Linked DNA regions of Homo sapiens: region 1 is linked to region 2. A link is a contact called in ENCODE Hi-C data. All regions are on one chromosome and are shown on one strand. Each heading gives the region's core, a stretch centred on a gene start or an enhancer-like site at or near the end of the contact. The rest is flanking DNA. Distances are from core to core; before and after follow the strand shown.

Region 1 (2,831 bases), core at 332-2,831, 810 kb before region 2:
TTATTTTACCCAGTCTCTATTCAAAATGGAGTTGTTCTGGTTCAAATGACTCTGACACTAGCACTATAGGAAGCTGAGGCGGGAGGATCGCTTGAGCTCAGGAGTTCAAGACCAGACTGGGCAACATAGCGAGACCTTGTCAGTACAAAATACAAACAAAATTAGCCGGGAGTGGTGGCATCTGCTTGTAGTCCCAGCTACTTAGAATGCTGAGATGGGAGAATTGCTTCAGCCCAGCAAGTCAAGGCTGCAGTGTGCTATGATCGTGCCACTGCACTCCAGCCTGGGTGACAGAGTGAGACCCTGTCTCAAAACAAAAAATAAAGCAATTGCAAATATTTGAAACCCCCAAAAAGAATGGGGAAGGGGTGAATCCTATCTTTACTTAATATTTTGGTTATTGTTCATGATCAGTTCTTTTGCATTAATTTTGATTTGCTAAAATACTGCATTAAAATACCATTTATCCTAATTACCGAGAGTCTAGGCATCCCCTTCCTTACCTCACCCTAGTCCCAGCCCTTCAAGTGCCTCAATTTATAAGACTTTCTGGTAAGAGCCCTTTAGTGAGCTCACCTGTTGCGTTCTGAATAGGGATCAGTTTTTTAATGTTTTCATATACGTTTTCAGGAACACAGCTAGTATATAACAAAAGGAAGGACTCTCCTGTATATTTTTTCTTGGTGTTTTAAAGCCCATGCATACGAACAAATGTCTCCAATGACACAGAATCTCCAACTCCAGTTGCAAATCCTCTCTCACCCAACAGGCACTCTTTATTCGGAAGAGAACTTCCTTTAACCCTGAGTAGGAACTAAAATTCAAGTCATGTAAAAACAACACTTTTCAAAAGTGCCAGTATTTTGCTTTCTTCCTGTCCTCTGGTATGTGTTCTAAGTGCTTTTTTTAACAAACTAGTCTGACAGAAACCGCAACTGCAGGAAGCTGGAGCCCAAAATAAATAACTATATTTAAAAAAAAACACTTAGGTTCAGCTCTTAAAGAGCTAAACAGGCTCATAGCAAGTAAAACCCAGTCCTCTGCAGTAAAACCACCTCCCTCCCTACCTTATTGCTGAAAGTCAAGCTCCTGCCCTCCTACCCTAGACTTTCCATCCTAAGAGTCCCAGTCCCTCCTACTTTGAAGCCAAACGCATGGCTCCAGAGATGCCTGGCTTCACTCTGCCTCCTTCCTCCTGGAGGGCCGGAGCAGGGGCTTCACACTCACAGGGTGACAGAGCAGCACAGGACAGAATGACTCAGGTGGCAGGAACGCTCTGGTTGCTTGATGAGCAAAGCGTGTGGGGGAGGAGCAAATGGCTTCGACCAAGCAGCAGATGAGCAAGGCAGTCTAAGAGGAGAAAAGGGAATCACATAATTTGTATTTGTACTTTCTTTAAAAAAAAAAAAGACCAAAAACCAAAGAAACAAAGCTCAGATTCTACTTAGCGATCTCAAGACTTGCCCACAGATACTCAACTAAGTGTTTAACAATGTCTACACCCTGTCCAGGCCAGCCTGTGTCTCTTCTCCAGCCCGTAGCTGTCAGGTTGTTTTATACGCTGGTGCCACCTGTGGGGCGTGGTACAGGGGGGCCTGCTGGATTACATCTTAGTGTGTATTTACTACACATGCTGCCTGAACTGCCTGCATTCTGGCTGTGGCCTGGTGTATATCCCAGGCCTTGGGTCATTTCCATCCTACGTCTCCCAGAGCCCATAGATACCCGGGGTGGCCTTTAAAACTGGTGTCAGGCTGGGCCTGGAAAGTACCACCCAGATCCAGAACCAGCCTGCAGAATCCAGCTGCCTGGGGTTTGGGAGGGAAGGCCTTGACAGGCACTAAGCTGGCTGTTCCCTGTGAGTCAGAGCACACTGCACTGGGAGTTACATCCCTTGGGATGGGTTGAACAGTCACAACCAGAGGATACAGAGAGTCTCTTCCTTACCTCCTTCAAGCCAACCACGGGCTTTGTGTATTAGTTTTTTCATGTACAAAGCTGTCAAATAGTAAGGTCGAAGGGTATTCCTTGTCCCCTCTTGCTAATAATGCAGGATTCTAGCCCTCTCTGCTTCTCATCTTAGATATTTCTGAATGCTCACAGGAGTTTATCTTGCATCCTTATGATTAAGTCAGTTCAATTTCAATGTTATGTCCTGGACTCTGCTGCCAGTGTCTGGCACTGCTACCCTGTGCTGCTAAAGTGCAGGGCAAAGTAGGGAGACAGCATCATGGCCCCCTTTTTATAGGTTTCACTCTGTTGTTAGGATATAGGAGTGGTACAGTAGGCCAAAAAGTGACCCCCCAAAAGATATCCACATCAAACCCCTAAATCTGTGAATGTTCCCTTGCTGGGGAGAAAAGGTCTTTGCCGATGTGATGAAATTAAGGATCTTGACAGGAGGTGCTTATTCGGCATTATCCAGGTGGACCCCAAATGCAATCACATGTATCGTTATAAGATAGACACACGGAGGGGTTGGACGTGGTGGCTCACGCCTGTAATCCCAGTACTTTGGGAGGCTGAGGTGGGCAGATCACCTGAGGTCGGGAATTCAAGACCAGCCTGACCAACATGGAAAAACACCGTCTCTACTAAAAATACAAAATTAGCTGGGCGTGGTAGCGGGGTGCCTGTAATCCCAGCTACTCTGGAGGCTGAAGCAGAAGAATCGCTTTAACCCAGTGGGCAGAGATTGCGGTGAGCTGAGATGGTGCCATTGCACTCCAGCCTGGGCAACAAGAGCGAAACTCTGTCTCAAAAAAAAAAAAAAAAAGATAGACATACAGACAAGACACAGACATACTACAGAAGACATACAGAGGAGAAGT
Region 2 (2,919 bases), core at 91-2,590:
TCTGCACGGCCCACACAGACGCTCCTTGACGAGTCGGCCCAAGCTCTCCTCCACCCAATCTCCGGTTTGCAACTTTACCGTCGGGTGTTGACGGGAAGGGGGTGTGGGAGCGGGGTGGGTGGGAAGAGTCCCCGCGCCCCTCCCCGCCCGGTCTGACCCGGCCTGGCCTCACTTCCTCCCGCGGCCGCGCGGCCTCCCGGCAGTGCCCGAGCCCGGCCCGCGGGTACCGCCCAGAAGGCGAAGGCGCCACCACCGCCGCAGCTGGCCCTCTGGCTCCCACATCCGGACTCACCGGCAGCTCCAGCCGCCGTTGCCTCCGCCTCCAGCCGCATTGCCCTCAGGCCTCGAGTCCCCCACTAGCTCCTTCCGTCCAGGCACGGGCTCCGGCGCTAGAGCAGTTTGAAAATGGCGCGGAGGGACGATCGGGGCCGACACGGAGGAGGCGCCGCGGTTGCCCCGGTAACGGGAGCGGCGGACGATTAGCGGCTCGCGGCGGGGACGCGCTTGGCGACGATGGCGGAGCCCCAGTGCCCGGAAATGCAACGGCCCGGACAGCGCGAGGCCACGGCGCCCCCTGGAGGTCGGCGCCCGCGGCCAGCAAATGCCAAACCTCAGCTGGTGCCTGAGCTGGCATCCTCTTCCTCCTGTCGGCGGGAGGTGTGGATCACCTACTGCGTGCGGGGAACAAACGCCGCCCCAGTACCGGTCCCTGCAGCGGAGTAGCCTTCACCTGCAAGGTGAACGCCTGCTCACCACGTAATCCCCAAACGCAGATATCACGTTGTCTCTGCAACTTTCCCTGACAACCACCCAATGCAATTAATTATCCCACAATAGTATCTCCCGCAGGCTCTCTGTAGAACCATAGAATTCATCCATCAAAATACAATCATTTGTTGATCCGTCTCTCTCTGCCGCCCCCAAATGTGAATTCCTTGAGTCAGAGACTATTCTACTCAGCAAAACATTTGTGAGTGGAATTAAATTGAAATAAACCGTTATAGTCCACTCACAGATGGAAAACACATAGTAAAATCCTAGAATTCCATTTCTCCCCTGAAAATTTCCCAGACAGTCAGAGGGAGTTTCATTCTTTCCTGTTTACTTTTCTCCCAAATAGGCCTTCTGAGGCAGCAGAATAGGGAAGGAAGTCAGAAGACTGACCAGCTCATACCTATGGAATGCCTATCATACATACACTTAAAATTATGGCAAGCTCACGCAGGCGCACTAAGAGAGAAAAAACAAGAAAACAGATATGACAATTATAGGAAATCCCCTCCCTAGAGTTAAAGAAGTGTAGGAAGTGGGTATAAAAGAACAAAGGCTATATTAATCCAGGGCTGACACCACTTGAAGATAAGCCCGTTCCTCTCTCTGGTATATTCTTTGCTTAATAAATCTTGTGGGGTGGTTATTTGTGTGTCTCATCCAATTCTTTGTTCATAACACCAAGAACCTGGAACTCCCAACTTCCAATCTGGTAACATATTTTGGTGAGCCAGCCAGGAGGTAAGCCCAGAAGAACTGGGACTTTTTATTTTCTTTCTTTTTTGCTTCAGCTCTTTCACTTTGGTTTAAAGCTGCCTTCTGCTGGCACGGATTGGGCAGTTAAGAACGAAAAAGGCACTGGCCGCTTGAAGACTCCCATTGTTGCGGGAAAGCAGAGGACCAGAAAGACCAATGGGTGGAGCAGGAGGATTTTATTAAGGTGTGCACTGGCTCCGTGGATTTGCATCCAAAAAGCTGAGCCCTGAACAAAGACAGAGCTTGGCTTATATAGGCTAAATTAAAAAAGCAGAACCAAGGCAGTAAATCACACAGTGACAGGTTTTGTAATCTATAGCATAACTGCTGAAATTTGCATAACTTTTGGCTTTGCTTAGCTGGTGGCCTTGCAGCTGCGTCAAAAGAAAAACAGGAACCTACAAATCTTTCTAAACATAGGCAAAAATAATCATAATTAATGGTCTAAGGAAAGAGAAACAGTAAAGGAATTTGTTTTTCTTAACCATTGCTCAGGGGTGTTTGGAGCTCATTCCTGGCTTCTTAGACTAGGTCACCATGACCTTCCTATAGCCTTGCTTGTTACTATCCTTAGAGTGAGTAAATGCAGTACAAAACTTTCTTTAAATTCCTGCCTCAACGTGACAGGATAACCTGATTGGGGAATGGAACAGATGGGTCCCACGGGGTACAAGATCAATCCCTGCAACAGTGAGGTGCATGTTTGTGTGGCTATAATTATTACATTATTTGCTGCTTGTTTTTTTGTTTTTGTTTTTGTTTTTGTTTTTGTTTTTGTTTTGAGATGGAGTCTTGCTCTGTCACCCAGGCTGGAGTGCAGTGGCATGATCTCGGCTCACTGCAACCTTCACCTCCCGGGATCAAGCAATTCTCCTGCCTCAGCCTCCTGAGTAGCTGGGATTACAGGCACCCACCACCATGCCCGGCTAATTTTTGTATTTTTAGTAGAGACAGAGTTTCACCATGTTGGCCAGGGTGGTCTCGAACTCCTGACCTCAGGTGATCCGCCCACCTCGGCCTCCCGAAGTCCTGGTATTACAGGCATGAGCCACCATGCCCAGCCAGCCACCGTGCCCAGCCTTGCTGCTTGTTTTATTTTTTTTTTCTTTTCTTCATTTGTGTTGGGATATCATGTTTTGACCAATTAGAGATCTCCCCCCAACCCAAAGGGCCAGGACAACAGGTAACTGACTGTGGGGAGCCCAAGGATTAGCATCAGCCTGAAGATTAGGGCCAACCACCTGGATAATGAGAGTACCCTGCTTCTTCTGTGAGGGATCAGATCTAGATTGTTTTAGTTTAGTACATCTGGTGCTAAAAGAAAACTCCTGGTGGAGACTCTCGGATCATTGCATAAATTGCACAGTGGATCCATGGGGAAATTACTGTGCC

What was found. A loop is a pair of places that touch in the nucleus more often than their neighbours do. Pooled maps may share reads with other maps.
Region 1: a loop to region 2 is called in a pooled map, with 8 times the contacts of the local background. The contact joins the enhancer-like site here to the promoter of EXOC1-AS1 in region 2. A Hi-C loop is called at or near these places in 5 of 37 single-sample maps with no recorded cell type and 10 of 50 pooled maps.

What each region holds. Positions count from the first base shown.
Region 1 is chr4:56,756,366-56,759,196 of GRCh38, reverse strand. No RefSeq gene overlaps it. Among named protein-coding and RNA genes, the nearest start is that of CHAER1, 53 kb to the right of the region's middle. RefSeq lists enhancers at 646-815, 946-1,005, 1,336-1,405. Within about 2 kb of position 1,581, at least 26 of the 41 ENCODE cell types and tissues checked have a DNase peak (open chromatin) inside an H3K27ac peak, as active enhancers do.
Region 2 is chr4:55,946,433-55,949,351 of GRCh38, reverse strand. It overlaps EXOC1-AS1 (EXOC1 antisense RNA 1), which reads left to right and starts at 1,340. Exons shown (of 5, transcript XR_941069.4): 1 at 1,340-1,512. CEP135 (centrosomal protein 135) reads right to left here and starts at 407. Exons shown (of 26, transcript NM_025009.5): 1 at 293-407. RefSeq lists silencers at 2-461, 512-651 and enhancers at 1-830, 1,449-1,598.